Regions from separate parts of the Mus musculus genome. Here region 1 is linked to region 2. The links are chromatin loops, found by intact Hi-C in ENCODE. Cell type or tissue: heart. All regions are shown on one strand. Links, peaks and the distances in the headings refer to the core of each region. The heading gives the core; the rest is flanking DNA.

The links. Peaks named below come from ENCODE experiments on the same cell type or tissue, not always from the same donor. Only the 100,000 strongest peaks of a DNase experiment are listed, where the experiment ranks them.
Region 1: it touches region 2 in a loop (3-fold over the local background); 4 of 42 quality-filtered maps call a loop at or near these places.

What each region holds. Positions count from the first base shown.
Region 1 is chr3:147,999,440-148,009,546 of GRCm38, forward strand. The region is part of intron 2 of Gm40175 (a long non-coding RNA gene); the gene reads left to right. Among named protein-coding and RNA genes, the nearest start is that of Gm40174, 14 kb to the left of the region's middle. In heart, for the core only: a CTCF peak has its summit at 4,745 (motif pointing left); no DNase peak of the experiment used is centred there.
Region 2 is chr3:146,989,915-147,000,021 of GRCm38, forward strand. No RefSeq gene overlaps it. Among named protein-coding and RNA genes, the nearest start is that of Gm29771, 100 kb to the right of the region's middle. In heart, for the core only: a CTCF peak has its summit at 4,625; no DNase peak of the experiment used is centred there; H3K4me3 peaks cover 356 bases; H3K27ac peaks cover 645 bases.

The DNA.
Region 1 (10,107 bases), core at 744-8,743, 1.0 Mb after region 2:
AAACAAAAACAGTTAGCTTTTTGCAAGCCAGCGTCTCCTGTCATGCCTGTGTTTGATTGTTTACGGCTGTTCTCTGTCCGCTCCTCAGCTGAGGACTGACATCTTAGGACTTTATTTCCCAGAATTCCGGGATCGTGGCTGTTGGGGAATGTCTGAAGAGTAACTAAGAGAACCGGCCTTTTAAAAGCCTTGGGATGAGTGGGTTTATTAGGCATGTAGCAAGCAAAAAAGGAAAGAACGACAAGCACAGCTGGATGCGGCAGCAGAAGGAGAGCTAAGTGATGAGTCAATCACTCACAGCATCCTGCACGTCCAGTGGATGAAGCAAATGGTACCGCCTCCTGACCTGTCCAAAGCTGTGGGCCGGGCAGAGCAGTCTGTCCTGGATGGGGTGTGTGCTTCCATTCCCACGGCAATGCTGATACCACGGGATAACCAATAGTATTTCTGCAGGGAAGGACGTCTCCTAATGTTTTCAAGAGCATCGTGTTTTGAATCTTGGGCTGATTTGCCATTTTTCTTTCTCCCTGACACAGGGTCAGGGGCCAGCCTGACATGAGACAGGGAATTCTTGGCATAAACATGCGTGTCAGAGACAAGGGAGGGTCTCCTTATTCCCAGGGTCTGCTTTCAACAAACTTAAATAGCACATGACAATTAACCAATACAACTTTCTCATTATTTACCTCAGAGGAGAGCCATGACACCCAAGACACTCAAGCAAAAAGCAAAACCCAGAGGCCCCGCAAGCTCTTCTGGTGATGGCAGGCTACTGGTCTCCTAGAAGCAGGATCACACCACAGCCACCACACGCCTAGTTCCGACTTTTGTGTTTCTCTTCTTTGCTTGTGACTGGACAGCTTATGAGACTGCCTACAGCTCCCACCTCTCATGTAGCCCATGCTAGCCCTAGATGCATAAGTATCCAAGGATAACTTAAACCATCGCTGCCTTAGAAATGTTGTTTAAAAGAGGACATAAGAAAGGTTTCAGTGCATTGGTATAATGCCAGTTCTTTACGTCAAACCCCTGACTGATGAATCTAAACCAACAAATAACCACACTTTGGCATATGAATAGCAAAACCACAAACTCTAATGTATTCTAATTTCATACAAAACTGATAAACTATACATGAATGTAAAGCAAAGAAAACATTAGCTTAAATTAAAATTTAAAAATTATGATTTGAAATTTTAAAATTTTAAATATTTGAATAAATTTAATGATAACTTGCTACCAAGATTATTTTCCTGCAATGAGTAATATTAGTAAATACATTTCTTCTACAGATTTTTTTCTTACCAAATGAATATAAATTTGTAGTTATATAAAAATAATTCAGATTATTTTAACTATTAGAGATACATCAGTGGGGCTAGAAACATGACTTAGTGGTTAAGAGCACTAATTATTCTCCCAGAGGTCCTGAGTTCAATTCCTATCAACTGCATGATTGCTCACAAACATCTGTAATGAGATTTTATGCCCTCTTCTGTCATACAGACTGGAAGACAGAACACTCACATACATGAATAAATAAATCTTTTAAAAAACGCATCAAAATATCATTTATTGATAAATTTCAAGTAGCAACTGCTTAATTATTATTTTTTCTTTTTTGATTTTTTTTTGATGCATGGTTTTTCCTGTGTAGCTCTGGCTGCCCTGGAACTCCTTTTGTAAACCAGGATGACCTTGAACTCATGTGGATCTGCCTGCCTTTGTCTACCGAGTGCTGGGACTAAAGGCATAGGCTACCATACCCAGAGTGTTTAATTATTTACTCAACATTATTTAAAAAGATGTTAACAAAATATATAATAAATATGTAGTACATCCATTTGAAAGGTTGCTAAACAGAATAGAATTTTTCTGCAAGCATGGAGAAGGGACTACAGTGAGAACATATTCATTATCTCTATGTGAAAACGGGGTTTTATTAGTTTAGGACAAAAGACACAAGTTAGTGTGAAAGACCCATTCCCAACCCCCCACTGTAACGTGTGTCCACCACGTGTCACACCCAGGAGAACGCTGCAACCTGAGAAAGATGAAATCTGCTGCTTGAAGTATTTTTGCTAAAGGCAGTGTATCTACTTGAAAAGTTTGTTCCCAGGGAAACTGACCCTCACCCCTGTAGTACCTGTGGATTCCCCTGCTGGTTGTAAAAGCCTTAGCACTTTAAAACTATGAAGCTGAAAGAAACTGTGCACCAAGTTGACTAAGTCACCTGCCTCCCTCCATCCCAACTCAATCTCCTAAAAGGAAAATATGACAATGAAATAAACGTAATGAAAATAGGTTCCCAGTTGTGGTATGTTAATGTTAAATGTTGTAGCATGTGCCCAGATCAAGGTGATGATGTTAAAATGTCTGCTCCATGCATGGCATTTATTTGTATACTTGGAACTCACTGTTGGCGAAACTGCTGCCCAATCAATCCCACCTGGACCCAGACTAAAATAGAAAGAGAAAAGTTCAAGATAAATGTGAAATTTTCAACTGGTATAATTCTAAAAGTTTAGTGAGGCAGGGTGAAAATGAGGTCAAGGAAACTGGAGCGCTTTGATCAGATGCAGAAACCCTTCCTCGTTTGCTTCCTCTCTTCTAGGTGTTAAGACAGATACAAATTCAACTGGGAGATCGCATGGTTTCCAATCACAAAATGTCTTCAATAAATTATTGGATCCATGGGAGGCAGGCGTTCTCAGAAATCAGCATAAACAGGCCAGGTGTGTTTTCTCTCAGTGGCCAGCAAGGTCCTACTTGCTTGCCTGCTATAACCCTGTTTTGAGATTTGGATTAGCAGCTTCAGGCACAGAGTAAGCATGTCAATGTGTGTAAAGTAAGGCTAGGATATAAAATGGGCCTTGAGACATTTGTGAGTGATGGATAATCTCTGTGATCTAAGGACACCTCCCCACCCCCAAATTACTGCACTGGGACTGAACTCCTATGAAGGGGCTGAGGCGAAGTCTTAACCAAATAAGAGAAGAAATGAATTAACAGTTGCCTTCTTGAATGCTCTCTGTGGCTTTGGCTTCCCTTGACACTCAAGACAGCATTCCTGGTCTGCTCTTATTATATTAGCAATAAGACGTCATCCCCGGAATCAGGGGCTGGTCTTCACCAGGCACCAGCCCTTTCATACCTTCATTTGAGACTTCCCAGGCTCCAAATGAAGTTTGCGTGCTTTTTAATCAGCCACCTAGTCAGTAGTCTTTGGCACCACGTGCCCAGAAGGATAAAGCCAACTTGTGACATGACAAGGGACAGCATTCACCAGGAATGTGGTCCTCTTTCAGTAACAGGTGAGTACAGGTGGGACTAGAAAGGAAAAAGAAAAGCAAGAAGTCCACGGTCCCCTCTGTAGGGAAAGGCTGGGTTTATTAAAGGTCAACCAGCTCCTTGACTGTAGAACTTCTTGTGTGCAAAATAATTTCAGGAGGGGACTATAAAATGCTAGGATCCAATTTGCAAAATGTCTGTGTTGCAGAAAAATGGCAAAACGGCATACCCAACAATCTACTGTCAGAATGTGTTTAACCATCTTGACTTCCTGGCCTCTCTCTAAGCAACTAGTTCAAATGTTGCTCATGGCCGGGCCAGTAACTGTTTTCTGTTGCCACATTTAAACACTGGAAGCAAACACATCAAAATGCTGGGTATCTTTTTATCCCTTACCAATGTCCTTGCTCCCTGGTAAAGAAACCATTGGAATGTTGCCATTTTAATTAGGCTTAGCTACAAAAAAAAGCCTTAATCTGCCATTGAGATGTATATTTGCCTGTTTTATGAAAGCGCAGTGGATAGAGAAAGGTGGCTTCCCATTTGCAGGAATTATGTAATAGCGCAGATAAACCTCTTCCAAGGGAGTTTCACAATTTACAGCAAATTTGAAACATAATTGATGATTTTGAAACTCTTGCCAAAATAAAGAACAATTTTTATGTTATTTTTAATAACCAGATATTTTTCTATCATTATTAACGTGATTATTTCTTGGAATACTTTTAGTTAATACAGTGTTTTGTGATTAAAAGGATTTCCCAGTTGTATACCCAATACTTTTCTTAGAACAAACAGCACTAGTTCTTAAAGAAGCCCCATACTGACTGACATGCGATTAGCCTGCTAGCAGTGCACTGACTTTTAGTCTAAGAAAATGATGGTGAAGACTTTGAAAATTTAAGATACTTTTTCCTCTTGTAATTTCTTAAGAATTAATTGTATATACTTTTGTTCCAAACGATTCTGGGTTTGTAGAATTGTTTTGGCCAAAAGATTCATTTTGACATAATTCATTTCTAAAGAAAGAAAAAATCATGAACGTGCATGATTATCCTGCATGGGGCTTCAGAGCTGGGCACGGTGCCACAGCTTTAATGCCAGCCCTTGGGAGGCAGAGGCAGGAGGATCTTTCTGCCTTTGAGTCTAACCTGGACTACAGAGCTGGTTCCGAGGCAGCCAAAGTTGCCTAGTGAGACCCTGCTTGTAAGCCCAATGCTTAGCCTGAAGATCTGATAAATGTGTACATTTAGTACCTGTTTTATAGAATGATATGCTCAGGGATTGGTTCGTCTATGGATGTCTTAGAAATTGCATGTAGGGACTGGAGAAATGGCTCAGTGGTTGAAAGTGCTGATAGCTCTTACAGAGGATCTAAGCTCTATGCCCAGTACTACCATTAGGCAGATCATAACGCCTTGTAACTCCAGTGCAGGGGGATCTGATGCCCTCTACTGGCCTCATTAGGTGTTTGCATGTGCATCTCTGTGCACACAATCAGAAACCAAACCAAACCAACAACAAAACCCAACAAACTTGAATAATTAAAAATAACAAAAGGCATACAGGTGTAGAAAGAAAGAGGCAAGGACCAGAATCGTCATGGTGGCAGTTAAACCTGTCTGCCCATCATAGCCTGATTGATTTTAGAAAAGCCCCAGACCTCTCTGAGCCTCGGCTTCCTCAGGCAGGGAAGGCAAAAACAGACAGACAAATAGAATATAAACAGACAAGGATCACCAGCTCCTCAGAAAGGTGGTTTTAGAGACCAAGGGGGTTAACATTCAGGAAGGGCTTCAGATATTGCTCCACACGTAGTTACTATTAAATAGACTGGCTTTCCCTCCCCAGATATAAAAATTGCTTCACATTGTCCCCTTTCACCTTACCCATGTTGGCTCAGCTCCCGTTTTTGACTGAGGTAGCTGTCACTGGCTGTTATCACTGAGAGCTTTGAATGAGTGGCATGGGTCCTGTGCTGGGAACGGCCAACTCTGTAGGGCCTTTAACTGTGAGTCTGCTGCGGATGCTTGATCTGAAAGTACCAAGACTCCAGGAAAGTTGGCATAATACTATGTTCAACTTTTCAGCAAATTAACAAGTCCATGGTTAATCTTTCTTCTAAAATAGTATTAGGTGAAACCATCAGGGGGCTAGTTTTCTACCAATGTGCCTATGACAAATGCCTGAATTGCCAAAAGAAAAAAAAAATCTCCTCACACAGTGCCTCTCTAACCTGACTCTCACTTATAAAAACATAGTCCTGGACACTTACTCTTTTCCTTATTAACTATACACTATACATGTGAAAAATATTTTTTCTTAAATTTATAAAACGAGCCAGTTACTTGAGACTTCTGTTTCTCATTAAAGTGAAACACTGCAGGGGAGTGCTTAAAATAGTGATCAGCCCTTGAAGTACGAGGTGGAAGATTCCTAGGTGGAAGCAAGGCTGGCTTCTTGTTTTTGTCCTTACCCACACACTCCATGCCTTCATTCCCAAGTATCATGCAATGAGCTCCATCAACCTACCAAAGTCTGGAGATGAGGCAGGACAGAGAGACACAAGAAAATTAAAGGCAGACAGGTAGGGAGAGGAACCCCCAACCCTGGAATCTGCTTAAAATCTTTAACCAGATGAGAGGAGAGAAAAACAGAAAAATCCACAAAAGTTTCTAGGAATATTGCCTCCCTGGAGACAACAGTCCTTTTACATAGAGACATGTCATGAGAATGTTAAAACAATAATAAACCTTGCTTAGTTAGACCTGTGAGTTTAAACTCTCTGCTTTCCCAGCTGTAAGTCCGAATGTTTTAAACAACCATACAAATTAGACGCTAAACTAATTTGTCTACAGTCAAAACATGGAATGAAAATTCCTTGGATATTTAAGATATATGGTTTTATCAACTGATGTTCCTGTTCAGGGAACCTGAAAATTTATTCTATGATTCTATTTAGCAAACATAATATAAAATAATACAATTTTAAAAAAAAATTAATAAAAAAAAAGCTGTCATCCCTTTAAACAAAGTAACTTGAAAAGCTCCCAAGGTGGCATAAATGGCTTTTGTGGAGACCCGAAAGAAGACTTTCTGGAGAGCCCACACTCACAATCTGTATACACTTTCTGAGCACCTCTCTGATAATGCCAGGGCTGAGGCTTGAATCCACATTAAAAAAAAAATTCTCCTCTCAATATACTCCAACTCTGCTGCATGCTGTCTCATCATGAAATTCTTTGCTTCAGCAGAGTCAGTGACAGCTGGAGCATTGCGCTTTGAAAAGGCTCCTCCTCCAGCTGCTGCAGGTCGCCCTGCGGAGCTGTCTCTCACTCCTCCGAAGAGCAACATGTTATATGTGGTAGATCCCTAGCTGGACAAACTGCTTCAGGAAACATACACATCCCTGCCTTGTTGGACTGGCTTTCTGGGGAGGATTAACTAAATCAAGATGAATAACATCACCACCCTGGAACTCAGACCTGTATTCGACAGTATTACAGTAATTTCATTACAGCAGAATATACGTCTTGAATATGTAGGAAACTGGTGTGCTACATTCTCAGCAATGACTGAGAGTTTTCTAAGGCTGAGGCTCACAGGGTAAAGTCCCAGCCGGATGACGTACATTTCCTCCGTGCCTGTGACAATCCTCATGGTAGCTCTTGGAACGTTCATCTTTTTTATGATTAGAACAGAGGGTCCAGTGTCTTGCTGACTAAATTGCTCTCTCTGATGTCTGATGTACCCACCCACCATGTCAGACTCTCTAGTACGAATATGTAGGTCCCTTTAAACCAGTAGGTTGCACATCAAACTTCAGGTTTGAAGCTCTGGAAGATTCTCAAGGATGAGAAGTTAAAGTCTCCCCAGGTCCAACCCAACCTTTCATTCTTCCAGAGGGATAAATCAATTGGCACGTACTTCACTGTGTTGGGGTGTTTCAGATGGGAACTTACAAACTTAGACTCCTTTGCTTTGTAATGACATTAAAGGTCTCATGTGGTATTTGATCTAAGGGCTGGAGACTGTCCTTAAACCTTGAGGCATTTCTGCTTATCTTGACGTCTGCATGAGGGAATGTTTGGACGCTAGTAAGTCAGGCTAGTAAGGTTTTGATCATCCACACAGAATTATGAACCGTAAATCCTTAGGAAGCACTTGCAGAATTGACATTGTCTATAGCTACAGATTATCCTATATGTTTGTCCAGTGTCTTTTGCCCCATTTTCTTCTTTTGTAATAAAAAATAAGGACCTTATGTGCTTGTCAGCATTGTAACATGGCATCGTTGATCGGGTGTCTTAGGTTTTGTTGTTGTTTGTACTTTTATTTTGTCTGTGAATGTGTTTGTGTTTGTGCGTGTGTGGGTGCATGTGTATGTGTGTGTACATGTGCACATGTGCCTAAAGAAGCCAGAGGACAACCTCAGCTCTGGTATGGAGTAAGTTATCTCCCTAGGCTCAGTATCTTGTTTTTTAATAACTTCTGGTGTACTAGCGTAAGACTCAATTTTAGCATCATGACGTGTCACATATTGGAGCCTCTGGTGATGTCTTTGTGTTAAAGACCCCAAAGACTTTTTGAAGACTTCAATAAAGTTATTCTCATTGCCCTGTGCCTGGTTGAGTCTGCCTGGATTACCCCCTGCCCTGAACTATATTATAAACATTCATCTTTGTATTTCAATTTCTGTTTTTTTTTATGCTTTTCTTTTTTATGTTATTACTTTCAACTGCTGCTTCCTGCATTGTTCATGATGAGTTGATCTATCTTTCTGGCAAGAGAATAAAGAGGGGGGAGTGGAAGTGCAGTAGGGGAAGAGGGGAGGATGGAGAAGGGAGACAAATTCTCAAAATCAACATTTAGATGTCACCGTGAATGATCTGAGATTAGAGCTCACGGCAGAAATCACCAAGAACCGCTTAAACCACTTTGTATTGCACATTTGGGATTTTATGTGTTCAAGAAAAAGCTTTATTCAAGGGTCCATTTTCATTTAACTGTAATGAAGAATCCTGTGGGATCATTGTACCCAAAATTTCTCCACCCCACTCACAAATCCCATATGGAAATTGTCCTGTGGGAAATGGCCATGGAATTATGGGAAAGGATTGAAACACAATTTTAAAAAATAGTCATATATATATATATATATATATACTTCTCTGTAATATCAGAATATTTCCTATTGTAAGTCTTTTGCAGCTCTCCAATGGAGGTGCATTTTCTATTCTGTTTATTTCCTTTATTATGCTCACAGACCTATGCAACAGAACCCTTTTCCACACACATCTTCATAATTAATTTCATAAGCTCCTTGCAGCCTGAGAATTTAATTTTTGTTTTCTTGGAAGTTAATAGCTCTGTAATAGAACAAATACAGGGGGTAGTTCCTGTGAATAGAGATGCCACATTTTTATGCACCTGAATGAATCTCCCTTTCTGTGTTTAATGTGACCTGTGTTTTCTGCCAGAACTCTTAATATCACCCCATTCATCATTCTGTTCCCATGGGTCCTTTGTTTATCCCCACCCCATCCCCAAACTCATTCACTGATAAAGTATAATTTTATTTCCCTCATTTTAGGTTACATAATTTTTGGAAAGAGATATAGTAAAGAACCTTCAATCCCTGTTTGATTTGAATGTTGACTTCTAAAATAGGATGCAATGTAAAGTTTCAGATTCTACAATGGCTGTCACACAGGGAGGTAGATACATGCATGCACACTCTTGTGGGACACACCTCTGCTGTCTCATTGAGCTTTGCTCTTGATACTGGACCAATGCCAAACACAGCACATAGCAAATGTTCATTGAATAACCGAAAGCACCTAGTGATTCCTATGCAGTTCTGCATATGGACTGGACTAGTTAAAAATTTTATGTATCAAAAATTAAATGTGAGCAATTCAGTTAAGGAATTACAGCAAAGCATGGCATGTTCTGAATAAATGATCCCCTCGGACCAGCTTACATTTTTTTCTATTGACTCCAATTACTCTCAAAAGTCAGCAGCACCTGCCATATACTCACTTCACCACAGAAGTTGAGTCTCATGATATAAAATTTTCAGTCTACTAAGAATTCATACATTTGCTTTTTTTAAAAAAAACTAATTATATAGTATGATGGTGGTCTTCATATTCTCAAGAGAGAAACCCTAGGTTAAGAAAACAGTAAGTTGTTAAACTAAAGTTGAATAATAGTAAGAAATAATAACTATGTTGAGTTCTATTCTAATTTCCCCCCCATTATATATCATTCCCTGCGGAGGGAACCATGAAGATCACTAAGTGCAACCCTATCCTACACTTCTGTTCAGGAAAATAGTACTTTATATAGTGTAAGAACAAAGAAACAGGCAACAGTAATGTCATACATTTGAAGTATTGTGAAAGTACTGTAGTTCTAGGAACCATAACAATAGTATCTTGATAAACATCTCTGTTCAACTCTTTGGATTCATTATTAGACAGTTCTAAAATATTGATATGGTTAAATTCTTCACTTATTAAAATATTCTTTCTTGTGCCATACAGTCAAGATTCCAGTTTGCAACCTTCAAGGTCCTGCAAAATCTAGTTCTCCCAACCTGTCTACCCAAGCTTCCTAACATCCTCCAATCTCTGCGTGGAGAATCTAACCATGCTCAACCTTACTTAGATGATGCCTAGCTTGGTTATTACCATCTCTCTCGCCATGGGACTCTTTTCCACAGTTTCTTCCTTAATCCACTTCCATTCTGTTGAGTCAGCCCAAATGTTACTCTCTTAACCCTTTCTTTTCCATCAGTATCCCACTCATCTG
Region 2 (10,107 bases), core at 918-8,917:
GGTTTTCTACTTCTCAACAAATTCATCTTTTCTTGATCAGGGGTGGGACTTTGTGCCATTTCCTTTTGTTTATACTGGGATTTTATTTATCAGCTTGAACACTTGCAGGTCTCTGCTAGCAGAGTCTCTGAGTTCATATTACATCAGTCTTCTTTTTTTTTAAAGGACTGAAGATGAAGAACCTATATTTTATGAATCTTTTTATATTTCAAACTTATTCTGAAACTATTATATTTAAAAACTATTCTAAAAACTTAGCCCTGTGGGAGAGAAAAAGGTGGATATTGGGAGCAGCCACGCCAAGTAGTGGTGATGCTACTGCTGAAGTAGAGCAGATAAGGACGAAAGTCTAAAATGTCTCCTCCACTCCCCTCGAATCCCCTCCTCTCCCCTTCTCTCCCTCCCTTCCCCCCTCCCCTCTTTCCTTTCTCCTTCCCTAATCTTCTTCCCCTCCTCTCCCCTCCTCTCCCCTCCCCTTCCTTCCTCTCCTCTCCCTTCTCTCTTTCCTGCCCTCCCTTGCCCTCCCCTGTTCTCTCTCCTCTCCCTTCCCTTTCCCCCTCTTCTCCCCTCCCCTTTCCCCTCTCTCCCTTCCCTCCCCTTCCCTTCCCTTCCCTCCCCTCCCCTCCCCTTCCCTTCCCTTCCCTTCCCTTCCCTTCCCTTCCCTTCCCTTCCCTCCCCTCCCCTCCCCTCCCCTCCCCTCCCCTCCCCTCCCCTCCCCTCCCCTCCCCTCCCCTCCCCTTCCCTTCCCTTCCCTTCCCTTCCCTTCCCTTCCCAACAGTGTTGTATGTAGCTCCCACTGGCCTTGAACTGACTGTGAATTGTCCTATGACCTTGACCTTCTGCTTCTTCTGCCTCTATTTTTTGGAGTGTTGGCATTGTAGGCACTGCTACATGCAGGATGCATGTGCTGCTGGGGATAGACCCAGGGCTTCCTATAAGCCATGCAAGCATTCTGCCAACCGAGCTGCACCCCCAACTCCTAAGAAAGATTCCATCAGATGAAGAATAAAAGAGAGAAGTTGGAACCTTCCTAAAAGAATATCACTTACCTGCTTCCTCAGGAGCAGCAGCCTTTGCCTCATTCTTCTGCATGCCCTACATACAGTGTACAGTAGTAGACATTATCATTTACAAAGTCTTCTTTTAATATATAAATTAATGTTATGTCCTTTAAGCCAGCCTTTATTGGCTATTACATCTAGTTTCATTTTAACAAACACATGTTTCGTATTAGCTAGCTAGAATCACACTAGTTAGTAAAGAAAGAAATTACTAATATCCTCATTTTCCAAGGCCTTAAATTCTAGTATAGGAAAAAGCCATCTGAAACAAAGTATAATGAACTTAGATATAAATAAGAGTTGTATGTGAGGAAGTTTATCAAGTGTTTATTTGTAGCATGGACTGATGGGAGGGCCTGACTCTAATTCCCAGGTGCCCTGGCTCTGAAGACATTATGTATTGGTCCTAGGCAACTGGTTTAGCACACTGCAAAACTTAATGTCCACTACTGTAGATTAGGGGCAGGCAGCAGAATGAGGCAAAAATTTCTGGGTTTTGTAGTTTTATCTTTAACATGGATGAGAAGTGTGTAATGCTATTGCTGTAAGGCTGGGTTCAAATCCTACTCTATCACTTTCCCAGAGCAGCTCCTTGGAAAGGCACTTAGTGAGTGCCTTACCTCTGTTTTCCTCATCTGTAAAATGGGGTGATGGTTGGCGTGCCCACAGGGGTTCTGGGAAGATCTATTTGTACACCTGTGTACTCAGTAAGCTATAGTTTTGTTTTTATTCTCTCTGATGAGGAGCCTCGAAAAGAAGCTGTTCCCCAGGGTCAGACTTTCTAGTTTATTAAATCAACACCTTTATTGACTTGTCGTAGTTTTTAGAAAGTTATTTTTATTATGTGGCTTCACAGTAGATTCTGATTATATGTTGTATTTAAAACTGATTCTCACACAGCTTCAACTTAATGACTTGTAACGCTGAAAACTGCATTCTCATTGATTGTGCTGTGCCTGGTGTTGATTCTTTCTGTCTCTGCTACCGATATGATGATTTTTCTGTCCTCACATCAATAACACTAGGAATGGCCTTCTATCGCCAGATACCTTTTCATTTTGAGGTTTAAGTGGCAAGTGAGTGACTGTCTGTGTTCCGTGATCATCTTTTCTAGCATCTTTTCATTTCCAACACAGTTTTGCTATTGGTTTTCATTATGAGGAAACGGAGAGCGATTTGAAAGGCCCCATTTCTGCATTCAACGGCTGGTGCTGTCGGTCAGCTGCTCAGTTGTCTTATCACTGATAGGGACATTGGTGGAACTGTTTAGCTGAACTCTCAGTGAGTCTGTTTACATTATTTTTATATAAAATCATTAATTGATAGTAGGTTTTTTTCCCAACAGAACAGTAACCTTGATGTATAACATCTTCAAGTGAGTCCTGGGAACAAAGGCAGAGCTGAAGTTGAAGTAATAATCCAAATCTTTCTGATAATCTTCCTTACATAGTGGAAGCTATACTGGACTCAGAAATTTCTTGGATGTGCACTGTGAATGCATTAAGCAAGCCTCTAGCATGCATAAGACATCAAAAAGCTATGTGTATATGTATATGTATATGATGTATATGTATATGATGTATATGATGTATATGTAGTATATGTAGTATATGTAGTATATGTAGTATATGTAGTATATGTAGTATATGTAGTATATGTAGTATATGTAGTATATGTAGTATATGTATATGTATATGTATATGTATATGTATATGTATATGTATATGTATATGTATATACTCTAGAAGTAAAATGTGTGTGCCCTGGAGACAGGAGGCTGCACTTGAGTTGTTTTTTAAATTAGTCTGTGTAAATGTCTGGTGAAAGGAGAATTCCACAAGGCTCTGGGATTCCCCCTTCTCTTGGTGCATGAAATTCATATAGTAGTGGAGAGTTATACAACATCATTGTTGAATAAGAACAAACTTTTACTTTCATATTGTCATCATGAAACATTTACTACCTGTATCCCATGCAACACAAAAACATACCCAAGCATTTTGCCATGGTTATGTGCTTGAAGATGTGATATTTGGGTGTCGTAACATTTCCCAAATTTCCCAGCCTCTATTATTTTAGAGAGCTGATGTAAGACACCGAGACAGAGGAGATGGCTCAACATGAGGACTAGAAACCCATAGGGACCAAGTGGGGGTGGTGGACTGTCTCTAAGTCTAGCCTTAGAAGAAGGCAAGAGAGGATCTCAGAGCAAGATGGTCTGTAAGACGAGCCATGCTGAGGGCTTGATTTTGATTGAGAGATTTAGCTTCAGTGAAGGAGATGGAAAAGCTGTGGAAGATGATTTCCAAAGCCAGAGCTGGGCTTCCACACACATATACACAAATGTGCTCTCTCTCTCTCTCTCTCTCTCTCTCTCTCTCTCTCTCTCTCTCTCTCTCTCTCTCTCCCTCCCTCTCTCTCTCTCACACACACAACATGCAACTCATACATATAAGCATGCACACACATGAGGAAGGGAGGGAGGGAGGGAGGGAGGGAGGGAGGGAGAGGAATGTAAAAACACAACCTAGTGGGGATAGATTTTGACTTAGGGAGAGAACATGTTACTTGCGCACAATTTCTTTCCTGACAATGAAGCATGTAGACCTGTTTGATTTGTGCTCGTCTAAAAGCAAGGGGCAAAGGGGCCTCTTTGTGGTTGTACAACCACGAACAGTTATACCGTGTTTCATCCGGAATGGTGTCTTCTAAGAAAGCTTTTCCTCGGAGTTTATAGCCATTGTGCTTAACAAAAATTTGCTAATTACAAGTTTTCTTTGGTAAGAAGAAAATGTCTCCTTTTCAGACCTTATTATATATCTATAGATGCGTTACTAAATGCTTAATAACCATTTCTGCCCATGATATGCATGTTTTCTCTCTCTCTCGCTCCTTTCTCTCTCTTTTTCTGACAAAATCCTTATTTAAGTGTTTGCTGATTTATATCGTGTTTATTAGACTCCTACCATGACAGATTTTGTCTGACAGAATTATGGTATTGAACATAGAGTTGGTGGACACTGTACACAGCTAATTCTGGCAAGCTGGTCCCAGCTGTTTCCAGCTCAGCACTGCTCCTGAAATGAAAACTGATTATCACAAAAGGTTTTGGGCTTCTACTTATGCTTATCCAGTAACAATTTCTTGCTCTGTAATGGATCAGTTTTTTCCCCCCTATGAAATAAAGTGGACGAAGCACTTAGGAGCCTTGCTAAGGCTCCACCTTTCGGCGATCGTTTCTCCAAGACCACGCGGTTAGGGCCTTTCCCGCGCCTCCCTTTATTTGGTACTCGGTTTATTACAAAATGGAGTTTCCTGGAGTCTATAAATGAACACATTGGCGTGTATACTCCCATTGGCTTCGAGTCACATCAATTTAGAAACCCAGAATTATTTCAGGCACTACTAGCTGTTCTAAGGTTAGCAATTAGCATTTTTAATGTGTGCAAACGGCACCGAGAATGCGGTATCCAAACAGACTGTTTCTCTTAACAAAAAAACCCGCTTTTGAAAAAGTTGGAAAAAACAAACTCCACCGGCAGTCAAGTCGAACAGTGCTCCTCCTTCGCCAACAGAGAGCAGCATACGCTTACGTTACAGAAAGGCCTGCCTATGGCGCATCCCTCAGAAAGCGCTTGAAGCCCCACGGACACGCCTGTTAAGAACCCATTTCTTTACCTGCTCTGAACTTGATGGAGGAGGCGCTGTGATTAATTAGGGGTACATTAAGGCTGTTGATAAGGCATCCTATAGCCATCGAATTTTGTCTTTAGATATTTTCTGTGCACACTACGTCTCTCCACTAGGTTTTCACTTCTGGTTTGCATTTACGAGTTTCTAAAAATTGACATTGTTTTGCTTGTCAGAAATGGCTTTCAACGGGACACATTTTCTCCATCTGGTATAACAAAGTTTAGGGGGTGGGGGTGGGGCAGTAAAAAAGGAAGAGTTTTAAACGTGAGAATGATGGCTTTTAATTTTTTATCTTGTTTTAAAACAAATGACTGTATATAATATCCCATTTTTGGAAAACAATGTAACTGGAAATCTTAAGATGATTTCGATACTGTATTAATTTCTTTTCTGTTATTGGGATAAAATACCCTAATGGAAACCACTTATGGGATGAAGAGTTTATTTGGGCTTACAGTTCCATATCACATCCCTTGGAAGACACGGCAACAGGCAGGAAAGACCAGGCTGCGTGGGGGAACGGGAACCTGGAACAGGAAGCTGTCCAATCACACAGTGCAGGACGCCGGAAGCACAGGGACAATAGCAAATGGGAGGCCAGGCATTGAAATCTTGACCCCGCCTCTGCAGATGACATCCTTCTTCTAGCAAGTTTCTATTACCTTTCCAAATAGAACTGCTGGCTCGGGCCCAAGTGTGCAAACACGAACCTGTGGCATGTTTCCTATTCAGACCATAATGAGCATTGCTAATGTAAGGCTGATTTTGAATATAAACAACAGACACACAGAGACAAAGTTCGGAGCTGAGACGGAAGGACTCAGAGACTGCCCCACCTGGGGATCCATCCCATAAACAACCACCAAACCCAGACATTATTGCATATACTAACAAGATTTAGGTTACAGGACCCTGATATAGCTAGCTCTCTCTTGTGAGGCTATGCCAGTGCCTGGCAAATAAAGAAGTGGATGCTCACAGCCATCTACTGGATGGAACACAGGGCCCCCAATGGAGGAGCTAGAGAAAGTACCCAAGGAGCTGAAGGGGTCTGCAACCCTATTGGAGGAATATGAACTAACCAGTTCCCCCAGAGCTTGTGTCTCTAGCTGCATATATAGCAGAGGATGGCCTAGTCGGTCATCAGTGGGAGGAGAGGTCCTTGGTCTTGCAAAGATTATATGCTCCAGTACAGGGGAATGCCAGGGCCTGGAAGCTGGAGTGGGTAGGTTGGGGAACAGGATGGGGGGAAGGTACTGGGAACTGTCAGAGGAAACTAGGAAAGGGGATAGCATTTGAAATGTAAATGAAAAAATATGTAATAACAAAACAAAACAAACAAACAAACAAACAAAAAAAAACCGGACACTGGAATAAAATGGCAATGCCGAGACTTGGCATGGATTCTGAACTTTTGAACAATTAATTATAATTAACTCTAATTAGCAATTTTGCTGGATTTTGTACATTAATATTAGGGAAAGCATTTTCACTTAAGGGTTTCATGTTCTAATAAAATGCAACGTCTTTAGGTTGTAGGGACGAAATATTAAACCCATATTATTTCTAGACAACAGCAGGAAGGAGTTGCTTGCAATGCATTTCAGTTCAAACTGGGTAAGGTCAGATCTTAAAAAAAAACGTCAGTAAGGAATGACTCACCACACTTTCTATGGATTTGTAAATTCATTAGTTTGACATGGGAGGAGGTCATGAGGGAGGGAAAAGAAGAAGGAGGAGGAGGAGGAGGAGGAGGAGGAAAAAACTCCTGATTAAAAATATGTGTAATCTGCATTTAGAAAAACGTTGTGTAATTTTAAATGTAGAGAGGGCAGAGTGTAGTTGAAATACATGTAACTAAATTATATCAATTAAGATGTATTTTTAAAGGTGTTAGTAGAAGTTTCTGTGCAAACTGTAGTCTACTTCCCAGAGTTTGTGTTGAAAGGTATGCATTAAGAATGTCCATCCAGATTGGTGAGGTGGCTCAGTGGGCAAAGTCCTTGCTGCACTAGTGTGATAAACTTGGTTTGAATCCCCAGACATATAATTTAAAAAGCCAGGGGGCAGAAATGTGTAAGGGCAGTAGTTCTAGGAGTAGGTGGGAGGTGAAGAGTGGGGAATCCCTAGAGGCCTAAGACAGCTTGCCTGGAAAATGTAGCAAACGACGGAGACCGTGTTCAACAAAGCCGAGACAGAGGTCAAGGCTGTTCTTTCACCTCTACGTGCACATGGTGGCATCTGTGAGTCTGCGCTCACATAGAGGAACATGTACACACATACACACACAGAATCAGAGATAAAAAGGCCAGTGTACCAAAGAGACATTTACTCTGGGCTCTCTAACAGCCTGGGGCTCTACATCCTCTTATATTTACCATTCTAAACATAAAAATGGTAACTAGGACCCTAAGCTGTTTTCCATTTTAATATATTTATCTCAGACTATAACAAATTTTATATCTTCAGTGATTCTCTCACATTCTCTAATCTACCAGCAATCAGTCCACCCAAGTATTAATGTAGCACAAAGCAGAAGTCACCTGTTTCTGTGAATCCCAAAAGTCCAGGAGAAGAAATCCCAGAGTCATAGAGGCACTGGGGTGGTTCAAGATGGCCTGTCAAGGAGTCTAGGCAGGCCCGTGAGGCTAGCACAGGAAGTCTCTAAAGATGGCTCATATGAGGATGAAGGGCGAAAGAAGAGACTAACCTGGGACTTTCAAAGCCATGGTATGGGCTCTAGATGTTGAGGAAATGCTAGCAGATGGTATTTTTCAGTTGGTTCTTTGAGGCAAGACTAAAGATTAGTAAGTGGAATGGATAAAGCAAATTGTCTGATTTAGAATATTTATACCTTCATTAAACATGATATGACTATATGACTAAGATATCTTTAAGACTCGATTTCATTTGATACAGAGTTAATCGCAAAAGGCCAAGAAATAAAGAAAATTGGTGATCGAGCCAGGTTGTTGACATATTATTTTCTAGATATTCACAATTATACAAATAATTTGATCATTTCAAAGAATATTTCCCATTGAACCAGAGTGATCCACACTGTGAAGAAAATGAAACAGGCCATTGCTGTAGAAACTGAAACAACTCGAGAAGTTCTCCATATATATTTCACCTGGCAGATGAGGCAAACAAGAGGAAATCAGAGCACTTTCCTGATTTGAATCTCTGGTTGAGACTGGCATGATCAGGCTCGGAAACACTAGATGCAAATCATTTCTAAAGTTCTCTCAAAAAACAAAAGTGAGCTTTCTGGTGTCAGAGAATGAGTTAAGGGGCTGGAGAGACAGCTCAGTGGTTAAGAGAACCTGTTGCACTTGGAGAGAACCCAGACTCTGTTCCCATCTCTCACTGTAGCTTCATGGGATCCTATGCCCCAAATGAAAATTGCACACATGTGGTACAACAATGCAGACAAACACCTATACATATAAAGAATAAAATGAAATAAATCTAGTTTTCAGAGAATAAGTTAAAAAAGTAGATAAAAAGCATAAGCATCCCTTGATTTCTAACTTTTAAATTTATTACCACTGCATTTCATCAGAAACTTTTGGTATAAAAATTCAAGGTATATGTGTTTGTTACATTTGTGTTCATGTGTCTACATATATGAGTGTGTGTGTGTGATTTTACTCGAGAATTATTGCCTCAGGAGATTGAGAACTTCTTTCTCTATTAAGATCTGATGTATAAACATAAAATCGTCACCCATTCACTACATAAGAAACTATATAGAATTAAATATTCTAAACCCTTCTATAAGAAATTTATACATGTGTACAATGTATTTTGATATTACCCAGCCTTCATTTCTCCACCATGCCTCCCTCTCAATTTCAAACCCTCTTTTTGTTTCACAAAACTCTGAGACTGGTTAGTGTTGCATGCATGCACCTACAGTTGGCCACCCGCTGGGGCATGTAGAAACTATGAGAGGCCACCCTCTTGAAGAAACTGGCTCTTTATCCTACCAGCAGCCATTTTTTTATTGTAAAAATTAAAGTTTAAGAGCACAGATTATAATAATTGAACATCCCTAGCAAGATATACTTTACTAAACTTACCAAGCATAAGCAGTGGATTATGGGATTTGAGGTAGACAAAGGGAGAGAATCACAAAAACAAACAGAATTCGGATAATCCAACGGACCGCTATGAAGCTGCAGGGCAAAGCAGACCTTTCCTCAGACACATGAAGGCTGAGTGTGAATGTAAGAAATCGACACAAGTACACTGTGTGTCCAGAGGCACTGAATGGAGAAAGTGAGAGGAAACCACATACATATACCAAATAAGGGATCATAAAATCCTCTAGTTCCGGAATATCTTTCATTCGATCTTGGTTGTGCTTCAACACACCCAAGTTTCTGCTTAGTAAATGTTACCTATAATATTGAAAATCAATTTCCATTGAGCAATATCTGTTCTCAAATCTTAGAAGATACTTTGAAAACCCGATCATGAATAGAAACAGAAATGTTTCCCACTTGCTCTTCCAAGCGCTGTGAGAAATTAATTGAATATTGAAGGTTTTCTACCTGATGGGTTCAGAAGGCATTAGAAGGGTAAAGCCCTGCTTTGAATGGTTGAGGTCAGTGCTGATAGGTTCTGGAAAATTTCTCAGAGGGTGAATGAAGTGCCTGTGACTATCTTGGGAAATGTGGAATGCACTGTGAACTCTGTGTGGCCTGGCAAATGTTAAATGCAGGCATATGTCAGTTATCAGCAGAGATCTAAGTTCAGAGAACAAGTTGTGCTTAGTGCTTTCATGATAGACTGCTCGTCAGAGGCTGCACATATTCAAACTGGATGGTATAGCCTGTTACACACCTGGACTATATGGTGCAGCTATATCATACATGTGGCCCATTGCCCAATGAATCATTATGGGGAGCATAACTCATTTCATTTGAAAACTGAACAATGCCAAGTTCAATGCACAGGTACTTGTGTTGATTTGTCTTTGGAGTTCCCAACACTTCCAAATAGACTTCCTTTTGTGCTTCTTTTAACAAGGCTGGAATTCCCTCCGACCTAACTGACCGCCTAGAAGAGAATGAAACATTATCACACTTCTCTTAAAACAACAAACTTAAGTCCAGATACTCTGAAAGCCTATTTACTCCCGTGTTCAAATTAAGCCAGAATTTAGACAGAAGGAAGGAAATGCAGGGAGCTGAGTGGAAACATAACCTTGACTTACTGTCTTAGTCACTGTTCTATTGCTGTGATGAGACACCATGACCCAGGTGACTTATACAACATAGCACATAACAGGGGGCTGCTTACAGTTTTAGAGTGTGAGTCCATGATCATTGTGTCAAGAACCTGG